Linked DNA regions of Homo sapiens: region 2 is linked to region 1. A link is a loop called in an ENCODE intact Hi-C map of the cell type or tissue named here. Cell type or tissue: heart right ventricle. All regions are shown on one strand. Each heading gives the region's core, and the rest is flanking DNA. Links, peaks and the distances in the headings are about the cores only. Region 1 overlaps NTRK3 (neurotrophic receptor tyrosine kinase 3). Region 2 overlaps NTRK3 (neurotrophic receptor tyrosine kinase 3).

Region 1 (7,415 bases), core at 2,324-4,823:
CAGTTCCGGATCAGAGTTCCCAAGGCCCAAAAGCCCCCTCGCAGGGGCCAGGCCAGCTCTTATGAAACGATGGTCTAGTGCCTACTGGGATCCTACCTTCTTATCCTTGTGTAGCAAATTCTTCATCTCCACGAATGCCCCCATCAGTCATATCATTATTTTTAGTTTACAATTGTTGAGTTTATTTTTGTGACAGTTGCTTGGCATATAAAAGCAGAGCTTAACAGTCCCATTTTACAGATCAAGAAAACAAAATAAAGAACAAATCTAGTGTCCCAGGTGGTCATGTTGTCATAGCTCACAAATGGAAAAGTCCAGAGGCTCTCAGGAGTCTGTGGTTCTTCTGGGGCTTCTCTTACCAGCTTGTGGGTCCCCTTGGCTCTGTTCTTTCTTGGGCGTGGCCCTTTCAGCCAGACATTAGGACTACGCCTGAGAGAGGAAGACAGAAATGTGAGGGGCTATTGACATGAGATTTGGAAGCGGGAATACTTACGGCCCCAGAGAAAGATACTTCCAGGATCAAACCTGGGGACCTTGGTCTCCTGAGGCCCTGGGGTTTGGCTTGTTGGGAAGGAAGGTGCAGAGCATTTTCATCTAGGAAGTTTTTTTCCACCCAAAGGGCAGCATTGCGGGAATGACCCATCTTTGAGGGACTTGCAAAGGGCGGCTGAGTGTTCAGCAACTGGTCAAAGAGTGGCCCAGATAGAGGCTGGACTCAGTCACTCAGATGCTGGTGATGAACTGAGTGATCAGCTCATGTCATTTGTCATTCTATGAACCTCGTTGACCTCAACTTTGAGGAACACAAATCCTCCTGGTGGCCCGGTGTGTTGGAAGCTGCTCGTTGATGGGTTGGGTCATAAGGAGTGAAGACTCCAGTGAGGCTAACACCAAAGCTCAGGGCCCAGTGGAGTCCTGAGAACCCCCAAGGAGGCTCTTCCCATTTCCGCCGCCTCTAAGTGCAGGGCTTACCAGAATTCAAAGCTGGAAAGGACCACTGCAGTCATCTTCTCCCTCATGTCACCCATGAGGGTCCAAGGGCCCAGAGTGGGCAGGGACTCAGCCGGGGTCCCTGGGTCGCTCGAAGACTTCTCTTCCCGGGCACACTCCCAGGTGCTGGGGCCGCCTTCTACTCAGTGCTGGCTCTTGTTCTGGGCACTTTGTCAAAGCCAGAGCCTCCCCCATGACTGTGTCTCCCTCTGAGGCAATGTTTCCAAATTCAGGGTCCCCAGAGGCAGCAACTATGTGAGACTGGCAGCCCCAGAGCTCTTTGCAGCTTGCAGCCCACACCAATTAGAAATCAACTCGATGAGGCCTTCTGCTGAGCTCTGTTCACATACAGGGCTGGGGAACCTGGGGCTCAGCAGACTTGGGAGCCTGTCCTTTTCCCCTGGCCTCACCTCTGCCCCCAGTCCTCCTGCCTGGCTTGTCCCATCATAAGTGTCCCAGAGTCTGGGTGGTGGGAGATTCAGGATTCCTTCCCCAGACACGCATCATCAAGCATGGAGGACTCTGGCAGCTGCTCTTTTCCTAAGCCCAGTTTTCCCAGCAGCTCCTCCAGGCATGGCCTCTCCCTAGCTTTGAACAAATCCCTTTCCTCCTCTGGGTCTCAATTTCCTTATCTATAAGAAATGGATAATAATAACAACTACATTATGTAAGCACCCTGTTGAAGTTCAGTGCCCTGGGTCATGTCTGGCTAAGAGAAATCTGTCTATACATAACTAGTGACAGCTAGCATCTACTGAGTACATGATAACAATCGTTAGCGTTTCTGAAACACTTACTATGTTCTAGACACTGTGCCAAGCACTCTAAGGCTAATACCTCATTGCAGCCTCACATCAACCCCAATAAGATAAGTACTATTATTAGCCTCATTTTCCAGATGGGGAAACTGAGTGCAGAGAAGGAACTTAACTCACTTAATTTCATGCAGCCAGTAAATGGGAAAGCAGTCTGGCATTTAAATATTAAGCTATACTGCCTATGCTCTTTTGCAATACTCTTATGCATACTAGCATACACATATATATGCACACATGCACACACACACACACACACACAAATATATTACTATTAAGTTAAAAATAAATAAAAGAGTTGATGTAAAAGTCTAGGAGAATCATTTAGTTTACAACATTTCAGTTACTTGGGTGGGAGTTACCCTGGCTGGGATATAAGGGGAAGGCACATAGGATAATTATGGGTGTAGTATTGGCCAAACAGTGTGGCCAACACTGTCCCAGGCAGGCCTCTTAGTAGTGGGGGAGGCTTTTGGTCTCTCCTTCTGACCTGTTCCCAACAGGGAGTTTCTCCTGAAGTTGTGTCTCAGCCACACCCTCTTCCCAGGCCTCCTCATCCACCCCATGATGTCCTGGCCTCTGAGGTCAGGTCAGCCCGCAGCAGAACAGGTGCCAGCTGAGGCTGGCTGAGATTCAGAAAGCTGGTGGCTGGGTCCCAGCCAGCTCCTCTCTGGGCTGAGCCGTGGTCAGCAGGACTATGCCCCTGGTGCTCATGGCCAGCGAGAGCCTGGATGGGAGAGCAGAGGGCTGAGTGGCTTCTCCCAGGTAGAGCTTTGGGGTGCCAGGAGCATTTCTGGGTGCAGAGCAAAAGGGGGGTGTCTAAAGCGCTGGGCAGCTGGAGCTGGAAGCTGATGTTTAGAGCTTCTTTCTGCGTCCTTCCCTGGTCCTCTCCACAATAAGCAGCCTTTATCCCCCCGCGACCTTACCCCGCCTCTCTACCTTCATTGCTCATGGAAGCTCCATCTCTCTCTCCATAGGGATGAGCTCTTAGTGTGGGAGACAGATACAACTTTCTTCTGTGAAACAGCCGAAACTGTGGGGCAGGGTTTGGTGCATTTTCCACGTTTGCTGCTTCTTGGCTGTGTGAGCTTGCTTCATGATCGCTCAGCCACTGGCCTCGCACTTCTGAGAGCTGAGGTCATGGAACTCTCCAGCCCGGCACCCCCGTAGGGTCACTGTCATGTTCAGACCTATGCAATGATGTATTCGCTAGGCTCTGTAAATAATTGGGCACCACGTTGGTTATTTCCTTTTCTAGACTACTGGGAAGATTTCTGAGTTAGAGAGAAGATCAAGACTTTGAACCATAAATTACTAGATCTGGAAAGGGCCTCAGAAAATGTTGGGGCCAAACACTGTTTTACAGAGAAAGAACTTAGGAATCAAGAGAGGTGAATTGATTTGGCCCAATCGCCCAGTGAGTTCCTGGCACAAGGCAGCCCAGAACGAAGGGCCCTGCCTCGCTAGCTGGTGTGGGTCTCCATCCGCCTGTTGGTGTCTGCTCTGGGACTGAGGGGTTCGGGCTTTTACAGGCAGGCGGGGAAAGGAGCTCTTAGAGTGCTGCAGAGAAGAGGAGAACACGAAGGGAGCAATAGTAGCTTCGAAGTCCTAAACCCGGCTACCTGCCGCGGGAAACAGGGCTGCGTGCGTGTATCTGGGGGAGTCTTGGCACAGGCACAAGTGCGTCTCTTCTGTGTTCTGTGCACATCGTGTCTGAGGTCTCTGTAAACAGACCTTAAAAGATTTTGGCTTCCCTCTGCGGCTACACTCCTGGTGGCCACCAGAGGGCAGTGTGGCGCACGAGACGGTCCTGGGCTGATGGCTTCCCAGGGCGGGAGCCGGGCGTGTGGCGCTAGCCTGGTGAGAAGTGCACTGTCAGCCCTGGCTTTCAGAGCATTTCCTGAGCCAGGGCTGAGCAGAGAGGTCAGCTCTCCTCTATGAGGGGCATCTCTCCGCCGAGATGACCCTGCTTCCATTGTATCTCTGCAGTCCAGGGATGTGAGACTCCAGGACCCGGACTTTCTGACTCATGAGCCTTTGGCTTCCTGGGAAGGAGGTGGCTGGGCGAGTGCATTGGATGGAGGAAAGCCACCTGGTGTGCTCTCCTTCCAGCCTTCTCTCAGCAGCAGCAGGAGAGATCAGCACATTTGCACAGAGGGTAATGGGGTGAATGCATGGAAGGTAGCCCAGGAAGACCCACAGGCTTAATAGAGAAGTTGACAGATAGTTTCACTGTGGGGCTAGTATCATGGAGGAAGCGAGCTTTATACAGGCTCTCAGGCTGTCTGATGCCCTGGCTGAAGTGTGGGGGAATCTCTCCCCTCTCCCTGCCCCCACCAACCCAAGCTTGGAAATTACCGGACGACAAGTAGTGCTCAGAAAATAGCAGGTCCTGGCATTGACTAGAGATGAGAGCTTGGCGCCTTCTCTTAACCTCTGCAGATCCCGTGTCTGCTTTAGGAGATAACCATACACAGAGGTGGCTACGAAAGTGCCTTGCAAACCAGGGCCATGGGCCCTGCCTGGACTGGCTGGTTTTGACAGTGCTTCTGAGAGTATCGTTGGCTCGTCTGTCTGTTCCAGGCAGTCTTGTATTTGAGCAGGTGCTGTCTTGTTCCATGCACAAATGAGTGTCCTCCTACTAACAAGGTTATCAGCTTTAGAGACAGGGTCTGCTGCTTTTGGGGTGGGTGTGGAGCTCTCTGGTCTGGGGCCTGTGACTCTTTCTTGAGGGTCTGCTCCCAGCTTCCTGACCTGGGGCTGCAGGCAGTGTTCTCTCTGTTGTGGTCCATCTTTCCCCACTTCCTTATTTCTGATAGCTTTTCAAATCTGGTCCACTGAAGAGAAGGAAAGAAGCTGACATTATCCCTTCTACTGGGCCAGAGATCATTTACATATACAACCCTAATTATTTATGGCAACGACTAAATGAAGCTTTAGATCATGACTCTGCCTCTTACATCCTGAGACCCTGGGCTGGCTACTTGACCTTGTTGATCCTCAGTTTTCTCATATGAAAATAATAAACATAAGGCAGGACTATTATAAGATTTCAATGAGCACGTGTGTGTGTGTGTGTGTAAAACTATTTTCTCTGTCTTCCTATTACTACACCCCAGAACCTCATCCCCACAAGCATAGATACTTTTTATAGCCCTCATCTGTTCTTCTTGCTTCCAGTCTCTCCGCCTCTAGCTCATTTTCCACACCCTAACAGATTAATCTTCTAATCCAGGGTATTTGGTTAGACCAATTCCTGCATCCCGAACTTTTCATGGTCCCTTTGTCTGAGAGGTGGCATGGTGTAGTGGGAAGAGTAGAGGCTTCTTTGGTCAAAAAACTCAGTTTAAATCCTGGCTCTGCCCTGGTATAGGCTTAGGCACATTACTTAACTTTTCTGAGCCTCAGTTTCCTCATCTGAAAAATCTGGTTAGCTATACCCATCTAATAGAGAGGTTGTGAGGGTTGAATGAGATTATGGTAGGTGCCTGGCATGTGATGGCTCCACAGAAGCCAAGCTGGTGAGCAGTCCACAGGAGTCTGTAAGAGGTGATGGGCAGTGACATTTCCAGGTCCTTGAAGAATGGGATTAGAGGAAGTTGCATGAGGGAACTAGCATGTGGACAAAGCTGACGGAGGCAAGAGAAGGACTAAGATGGCATGTATTTGGAAAAAGGGACACAGTGGCTGAGGTACATGCCTTCCACAGGGACAGGGAGATTGTTATGGCTCCTGCTAAGGGACTCCTTTGGAATACCAAGTGTCAGAGTGTCCCAGGCAAAGCCTTTAACTACCTGCCTTCCCCACTCTGCAGCCCCAGAAATCTGGATGCCAGAAATCTCTATCTAGGGTAATTTAGTAGCATCTAGCTTCTTGCAGATGTTGTCCCAAGTGGTTTTATTGCTATTCTTGCCTTACATAGCTTCCCATTCACTAGCTGATTCCCTCTTGGCTATTGTAATCCAATAAGTCTGTCTGAAGAGGGGGCTTCAGGACCATCCCTGGTAGAAAGAATTTAGGAATCCAATGGGATAGGATGACCTAAAATCCTTTCAATCCACTCATGAGAGCCTCCCATGGACATTCATCCCAGTTCCATATAAAGCCACAAGAGGGCACTAGACCATGATTTCTGCAGGGAGGGAAGGGCTGTTGAGCCTGTCCTGATGTGATTTGTACCTTTGATGAAAGTCTGAGCCCCACTTGGTTTTTTCCCAGGTGCCATCTTCTCTGGGGTCATGGCAAACCAGCTTGATTCAGCCAGAGCCCATAGCACTGAGACTGATAGCTCAAGGGAGGCTAAATTGTGTAGTAAAAAGGTCATGGAATTTGGCATCTGTCTCAGGTTCCAATCCTTGCCCTCCTCCTTGCTTGCTTTTTTAAACTGTGAGCACGTTATTTAATTTTTCTCTGCCTCATTTTCTTCCCCTGCAAAGTAAGATGTTATTGGGAGAGTTGCTATGAGATGGTGTTGTGAGGATTAAAATACATGATGTGGGGACAGCATCTGGAACATGATAGAACAGCATCTGGAGCAGCATCTGGAACATGGTTGGCCATCTATCTCTTTCTGGGAGAAATATGAAGTTAGGTCACACCCAGGAGATATGTATGAGATCCCCTTGGCCTGCTGGGGTCATTTTACCCCCTACTGAACGCTCTATGGTTCCAATTCATGGGGGGGCAGCAGTGACACCCAGTGGCTGGCATGGAGAACAGCAAGTGTATTCTGATCTTGCAGGTGGTGTGGTGGGGATTGTCCAGGCCAGGTCAGACTGAGTCAGGGTTAGTGGATATTGGCTTCAGAGGTTTCATTAGCAGAATTTCTCCCCTTCAACTGCTAGGTGCTAAAGATATTTTTTTTCTGAGGGCATTCATGTGATGATGGCTATTAGGGATGTTTCTTGCTGGGGCCCACAGTACGAAGTCACAACTGGAGAAACCACATGGGCAACTGACTAAGTTGATTGTGATGAAACAATCCTGGCACCTAAAAACCAGAGCCTTTCTGGTGTTTTCCTGGGGCACCACTCTTTTTGACATGCTTTCATACAGTCTATCTGGTTGGCCTTAGCCAAGAGACTCCAGATCTCTGAACCTCAGTTTGTTTACCTGGGAAATGTAGGGGTTGGTCTGGTTGACAAAAAAGCCTCTTTTAGCTTAAATTTGAGTGTCAGACATGATTGAATACCTTTTGCTCAGTGTGTGTGTGTGTGTGTGTGTGTGTGTGTGTGTGTGTGTGCATGCTATGGGGGATGGGATCAAGTGAGAAGCAGGGGTAGGGGTCACTGCTAAGCTTTGGGCTTTACTGGTGAAGAAACTCCAGCCTCCTCTCAGCAGAGGAGTAGCTCTGAGGCTGGTTTGGGGTGACCCTGGCTCTCATCCTTGCAGCCTCTTCATTTCTCCACCTGAGATCCAGGAGGGAGCGTTGGCAGACGGGCCAGGCTCAGGAAGTTATTTAATATCAGCTTTGCTCCAGATTGTGTTTCTGACTCCCTGCCACCTCTTAAGTGGCAGTCATTTGAACAAATGTGGCGATAAGACACAGAGAGGGAAATAACATAAGAAGTGGGGAGGGGGCAAGGGCGTGGAGGAGGGGTGCAATTTTAT
Region 2 (7,415 bases), core at 1,802-4,301, 310 kb after region 1:
AATCTAGGCCACACAGCTAAGGAGGGAAGGAGGACCTTTGAGCTAAGCCCAGGACGTCTCACCTTCTCCTGGGCTTCTGGAAGTGAGGCATGGCTAAACTGTTTGTGAGCATGGTACTTGTTTAGGCCAAGTTGTAAAGGTAAACTTCTTCAGCTGGCTAATTTCCCACCCCACCAAAGAAGCCGTGTTCTGGTGATTCTCAAAGTGTGGTTCCTGCACCAGCAGCACCTGGGAACTTAGAAATGCATATTTTCAGGCCTCAACCTGGACCTACTAGATTGGAATCCCTGGTGGAGGAGCCCAGCAATCTGTTGTAACAAGCCGTCTAGGTGATTTTGACGCATTCTCAAGTTCTCCTATTACAATGCAGAGGAAAGGTGGGATTGGGGTGGAGTCTGGGGCCAAACGGTGCTCTTCCCCAAGTAACTTGGCAACCCTGCCATGTCCTGATGCTCTGAATCCCATGCCCAGCTCAGTCACCAGGTGCGGATGCCTGATTTGGCCCTCATTTCTCCTTTTTGTAAAATAATATCAATAATAATGAAAATGCCAAAACACAGCCTACATTTTGGAGGACTTAAAGGTTTACAAACTTCCATGCTCAGGTAATAGGTAAGTTAAACTCGTACTATTCTCCCCATACCCATTTTACAGGTGAGAAATCTGAGACCCAAGATTTCATGGTTGTTGTTTTTCTGTGAGGTGCATAAGCTCTTGGAGGATCCAGGTCTTGAAGCAAGCACCTGTGGCTTCCCAGGCCTTCCCAATCCCGGCGTGTTCAGAGATGTGGGCTTGACATTGTACAGCTGCCATCGTGAGCCCTGTCTTCACTCCCAGGCCGTGCCAGGACACTCACCTTGCAGAACCTATGTGTCATCCCTAGTCACCTGGGAATGATTAGGTAGCAGGAGCAGGTGGCCTCCCGAGAGAGGGCCTGACTTCCTATTTTCTCGCAGTGGGAGACTCTTTAGCCTTGCCCTCCAAGGTCAACAAATACCATTCCTCAGAGGCTGAGAAACAGAGACAGAAAGTGTGAAGAAGGGAACCAGTTTTAATCCCCTCCCTGTAAAGACTGGGGCATAGCCCTGCAGTGTGTAGCAGCCGCATTGCAGCCTGTGGCTTGGGAGGAGCGGTCGTCAGCAGCTGTTAACGTGCAGGTCTGTCCTAGGGGGAGGAGAAAATAATAGTCTGTAAATGCTTCCTCTCGCAAATCCTTACTAGGCAGATCATCTGCGACACTGTGGGGATACCAAGGACTCTGAAGGGAGGAAAAAGATTCCTGTAGTTTATTCTTAAAGGAATCCCCAAACCAAAAAAACACTACCCCAAGGCTTCCAGCCATGCCCCTCTGTCCCTATTACGTCTCCTCATTTATGGGGATGGTCTGCCATGGCCCAGGATCTGCAGCTTTCATTTCTCGACAAAGTCGCTTGGGATAATCCACTTTTTGGCTCAGCAATGCTCTTCAAAATGTGAATACAGGTATTTAATGGGCTTCTGCCTGTTGAACAATTAATGTAAAGGTCAGTGAGTAATCTCCTGTTTGCTCTTTTCATCGCCAGCCCACTGCTTGTACAACTCCTTCGTAGCATTCTTTCCAAATAGGTGGGAGGGCTGAGGTCACAGCTCTGCTTTCTCCAGGCACACAGACCTTAATTAGGTTGCTAAATTAGCAGAGGCAGGGGCAACCCTTCTCTCTGCACACACCCTCGTTCTTGGATGGACAGTGAACTTTCCTTTTGTGATCTCATTGGTCTTTCTCTCTTTCAGAGAAGGGTTGGCCAAGTAGGGGTTTCCCCCAGATAATCTTAGCTACCCGTTAGTAGTCTCTGTCATGAACCAGGCACTGTGATGGGGTCACTACAGCCTTTATGTTACCACAAAAACCAATGTGTCTTTGTGTGTGTGTGTGTGTGTGTGTGTATGTGTATGTGTGTGTGCATGCGTGTGTCTTGTCTTCTACGTCTTTACTTTGTCCTCATCACTGGGCCAAGCTCTTTATATGGATTATCTCATTTAATCTTCACAAGAATTCAGCAAGGAAGTTGTTCTTGTTAATCCCATTTTACAGATGAGGAAGTTGAGGCTCTGGAGCTAAATAACTTTCCCAAGCTCAAAAAACTAGTAATGGCGTGGACCCAGGATTCCAACCTGATTCTCAATCGTACCCTGGAAAATTTGCTTTTCAAAGTATGACCAACAGCAGAGGGACATGACCTGGGAGTTTGTTAGAAATGTAGATTCTCAGACCCACTGGATTAGAATCTTCATTTTGACAAGATTCCCAGGGGATTCATGTGCACAAAACTGTGGAGACTGCTTTGTGCTATCTCCAACAACTCTGGCTAATGAATACCAGAATCCTGTGCATTAACTACTAACTCCATTTGCCAGCAGAGGATGTTGTGGTTTAGAGGGGTTAGGAGTTGTTCAGGGACAGCATTGAGATTTGATTCTGGCCCATACTCTCAAACCACAGAGGGATGTCAGTTTTTATGCTAAAGCTGGTGTGCTAGAGTTTGCCTTTGCCTGCTGTAGGCTCAGAACCAAGTTCTCCACGCTAGACCTCTGTACTCTTCTGTCTCCCTGTGTCACCAAACGAGGACTGATTTGCTGCCCTCCTCTTTGTCCCCATCCTACAGATGTGCAGCACATTAAGAGGAGAGACATCGTGCTGAAGCGAGAACTGGGTGAGGGAGCCTTTGGAAAGGTCTTCCTGGCCGAGTGCTACAACCTCAGCCCGACCAAGGACAAGATGCTTGTGGCTGTGAAGGTAAACCCCAGAGGCATGCCGGCACCAGGAGGAGGGCTGGCTGAGGGCCCAGGGAGGGAAGGAAGAGGCTCCCTCCATTTGAGAAGATAGTGCTCAATTGGCTTTCTCAGATGCAATCAAAGGACTTTGCTCCGAGGTCAATGAAGTTTCCTAGGGACCAAAACAACTTCCTTTGGCTTCCAAGGTCAAGGGCTGCAGCACTTAAGGGGGCTATGCCAGGGGAGCAAGTTTATTCTTGTAAATGACCCTGGTCCTTTTTTAGTGGCCCTGTGGTTACCTCTGTCCCAGGCCTGGCCCTCCACACTCCACCCTTCACCATGTAGTGGCTTTACAGGACGTGCTGTCTGTGCCTGGAAAGTCACATGGCCATTTCTCAGTAGCTGAGCTGTTGTAGAGCAGGCTGATTAAGGAGGACTGGGTAACCACTTCCCAAGGGCACAGAAGTCACTGAGAATAGATGTTGAGGGAGGGGGGTGCAGCAGGGAGGTAGGGGGTTAGCACTGGGAGAATAGTGAGTGAGGTTGGAGAAATTCTTAGGTACTTCCCATGGGTTTCAGGTTCAGACCCCAAGGGGCAGCATGCCTGGGAGAAACTTCCTCCTGGCAGCTGCTGAAGGGCTCCCTTAACCACAGGGCTTCTGTATTGCCAAGACACGTGGCAGATTTGCAGCAGGAGCTGAATTGCTTGGGGTAGGAGAGAAGGGACTTTGCTACTACTAGTTGTCCTTCCAGACTCTTCCACCCAGCAGTCAACAGCTTCTCTTTGTAAACCAATATTGGACAAATTTTTGAACATGGTTAACATAAAAAGAGTCAAGTAGCCTCATGGAGGCACGCACAGATCTCTGGAGCCCTTCTCTGGAGTCTGGAGTGGCTTCATTGGGTGCAGTGAGCAGGCTTCTGAGGCCAGTGTAGAGCCTGCAATGTCCTGAGATGTGGGCTGACCGATGCCAGAGATATGGCTCCCCGTGAAGACATTCACCCAGACCTCACAATGGTCCCATCCTTAGCATTGAGGGATCACAAATGCAGTTCCTGTTTCTTCAACTTTTGGGTCTCTGTATTCATAGTCTTGTGTATCTACAGATTGTTTCTGTCCACAGAGGGCAAATAGCCTCGAAGAATGAAGGCAATACAGTGCAGGCATAGCATGGGCATCAAAGAGCCTGGGTGCAAATCCCAGTTCTACCACTGATAAGCTTTGGGACATTTCACAAAACACTCAACTTCTTTGGGCCTCAATTTCCTTATCTGTATAATAGCAATAATAATATCCTCTCCTTAGAATGTTGGGGATTAAATTACATAATGTGTCTAAAATTCTTAATGCACTTCTTAGGGCTTTTTATTGAGTAAAGACTCAATAAAAAGTAGTTGGCATTTGTTTCTATCATTATCATTGTCATTGATGTTGATATTACTGAATGTGCTTAGATACATGACATATGATCTGCCAAGCTTGCAATGACTATCTAGAATAGGAGTCACCAAACTTTTTCTCTAAAGGTAAATATTTTAGACTTTGAGGGCCTTATAACTCTCCATTGCAACTCTTCCTGTGTTGTTGGAAAGCAGCATAACAATACATTCACTAATGAGGGCGGGTATTTTCCAATAACTTTTTTTATTACCAAAATAAGCATAGTTTGCTGACCTCTGCTCTAGAAAATAAACAAGAGTCCTGCATCCTAAAAGGCTAATGATTATTATTGCTGTACATCCTGTAAATAAACTTGCTCAGTGTGCCTGCATAGACATGAGATGGTCAGATGGACAAGGGTGTCTTTAAACAGCTTGGAGCAGGGATGTAGAAAGGTTTCTAATGTTGACCCTAAACTTAGGATCTGCACTGCCCTGGCATTTTTAATATATAGGATGACACTAATCCACGGGGTGTTCCGGCATCCATCTGGGGACTGGAGAATGAACTGAACATTTTTGCACTTTCAGCAGAGAATGAAATGATGGCTGAAAACCCTAGGAAATGTTTCCCCGAGTGGTCTGGCATTAAGGGGCAGTACCCAGACCGAGTAATGCAGAAAATGTGTTTCTGTTTCCATCCTTTTAAAAGGATTTCCTTCTTTCCTTGGATCTGGAGGAGATGAACCGTCTGGGATTTTACACGTGTCACTCAGTGGATCTGCCTAGTGGTCAGCCTGGAAAAGATGCCTATCTCCTCCAGACAACGTCTTGGAAGTGGTGTTTCCTGCTTCCTCCCCTCCTTAGATTCCACTTCTTTTTGCAAGACCCTTCCTTTTGAGTTAGTTCTCATGTTGATGCAGAGTAATTTTATACCTCTAAAGAACACATACAAGTATAACCCACAATAAAGTTTTCCCAAATCAATTGGCAAAAATGTTTTGCCCAGCAGTTGCTATGGTACAAACAAAGAAGCAGAAACCACAGCCTATTTTTAAGGTGCTTACAGCCTGCTGGGGAGAGGGAGCAGGATTGCACAGGACATAATCTGCACATATGTGTAGTATAAGTGTGACATTAAAATAACCTCATGTGTGCGACTCTTAAATAAGTGGTGCCACTCTGAAATCATCATTAGACAAATAGAACATTTACACAGCATTCAAACCCAGTCAACCCCCTTCCTTTGCAGAGGAGGGAATGAGATCCTTCTCCCCATTTTTCCTTTTTTTTTTTCGTCTCTGTCATTTCATACTCTGTCCCGGGTGAACCTCAGTGGTCTTCTGATTCATGAATTCTTCATGTGGTTTTATCTGGTCTAAAGCTTTTCCTGTCTGTGGAGGTTTTTGCTTTCACTTCAAAGACCATATCTTTTATTTCCAAGATATCTAATCGGTTCTTAATTTTGTTACCTTAATTTTATTTCTCCCCCTTCTTGTGGCATGCCTTCTTGTTTTCTTTAGAAAATGTATTTCTTCACTCCTTTTGAGCATTTACTTATTTAAAAATCTTTTTGAGCCATTCTAATAAAATTGATTTATCTTCAGGAAATTTATGTCCTGATTTTTGATAATATTAGTCATTTGGATTTAGCATTATATTTCTTCCTGCCCAGCACCCCTGGGCAGCTTTTGGGTTCCTTTTGGCTTGAAGGGTGTTTTGGTTTTTGTTTTGAGTAGTCACAATTTCTAGTTTCAATTACTTTAAATTGAAGCAGGAGCTTAAAACATTTGTGAAACAATCTGAGTGCAGAATCTCGGATTTTTACTATTTTCCCAATGTTTTTATGCTTTTTCCTTCCACTCTTAACAGTATTTTTAACCACTGACCTTTAGCAGGTTTTTTAAAAGCATTCATCCTAGCTTCCATAAAAACTCTCCAATCTACATTCATATTTCATTGGTTTCTAGAACATTTCATTACATTAAGTAATTACATTAGCAGGTTTAGTTGTCATGAATGAGTTTGGGAACAATCACTGATGACTCTTGGTAAGCCCCTCTGTGGGAAAGTAGTATCTCCCTGGGTATCCAACTTGCAGGGAGTGTTCAGGATCTCATGTTCTGTAGAGGTCATAAGGAGTGCCAGCTAATCTGGGCTGTCATGTAGACACAGCTCAGTGGAGAGTTTTCTGGCAAAAGGAGGAGCAAAGGCCCTGGGGCAGAGAAAATCTTGGAGAGTACGGAAAGGCCATGAGACTGAAGTGTAATAAATGAGGCAGGAGGAGTGTGTGCGAGGACAGGACGCAAAGAGAGATGGGGAGACCAGACCTTATAGAGTCCATGACTATGTTAAGGAGTTTGGATTTTATACTACAAACACTGGGAAGCCAATGGCCAGTTTTAAGCCAGGAAGACAGATAAGAGAGGGGCACCCCTGTATGTAATAACTACCCATCTTCTTTCCTGGTAAAGTTGTGTGAGACTCTCACCCAGAGGAAGTGGCAGTGGATTTTGAGTCACTAAAAGAAAGATGATTTTATAATGAAAGGAGGTTGATAGGTGTGCATGTGTGCGTGCGTGTGTGTGTTTTACCACTTAGGACTTTGAACATTTAGGAATGTGTGTATATCATGTGTATATCATAAAAATGAATTTCAGGATATTAATGAAATCTGAAACTGAACATTCTTTGAAATATCTCCCCCTAAAAAAAAAAAAAAAGAAAGTAAGATGGAGGGCAGCAGGGTTTGGATGACATGAAGATGCTGAATGACCCAGGAAGAGTTGGGAGCTGTCGAGAAGTTGTGTTCTTGCCATCTAGCCTATTTTCCTTCCATCCAAATAAACAGCCTTACTGAACCCTCTCCCCAAGGCAGAGTGGACATGACAGCTGATGCACGTAGAGGGGAAGATAAGAAAGGGAAATGTCCCCAAACTTTGGAAGAAAGAGAGGGAGAGAAGAAGGGCAAATTCTAGCTCTCCTTTTTGTACTAAAGATACTATACAAACGCCTGAGCCAGGAGCCTCCCCAGCTTCAGAGACCTCTTGGCAAGATGCATGTCTCTACACTGATAGTTGGTAACTATGATAAATCGGTTCTTTCCCATGCCACTGACTGGTGACCCATTTTGAGGTTTCCCAGACATGAAGATGTTAAATGTGGACCCCACGGAGAGGGGCCAGAGAGTCACCGGCCCTATTTTCCTCCTCATTATTCTCCTCCTGTCACCTCTGTTCTAATTGCATCAGTCCCTGGGGACAGGGCCACTGGCAGCTCCCAAC

Evidence for each region. Peaks named below come from ENCODE experiments on the same cell type or tissue, not always from the same donor. Only the 100,000 strongest peaks of a DNase experiment are listed, where the experiment ranks them.
Region 2: it touches region 1 in a loop (2.6-fold over the local background); 2 of 110 quality-filtered maps call a loop at or near these places.

What each region holds. Positions count from the first base shown.
Region 1 is chr15:88,243,169-88,250,583 of GRCh38, reverse strand. All of the region lies in intron 3 of NTRK3 (neurotrophic receptor tyrosine kinase 3), which reads left to right. Among named protein-coding and RNA genes, the nearest start is that of NTRK3-AS1, 5.9 kb to the left of the region's middle. In heart right ventricle, for the core only: CTCF peaks have their summits at 3,371 and 3,580 (motif pointing right); a DNase peak (open chromatin) is centred at 3,603; H3K27me3 peaks cover 1,073 bases.
Region 2 is chr15:87,935,981-87,943,395 of GRCh38, reverse strand. NTRK3 (neurotrophic receptor tyrosine kinase 3) reads left to right here. Exons shown (of 20, transcript NM_001012338.3): 15 at 2,643-2,773. Among named protein-coding and RNA genes, the nearest start is that of MIR11181, 6.6 kb to the left of the region's middle. In heart right ventricle, for the core only: no CTCF peak of the experiment used is centred there; a DNase peak (open chromatin) is centred at 3,104.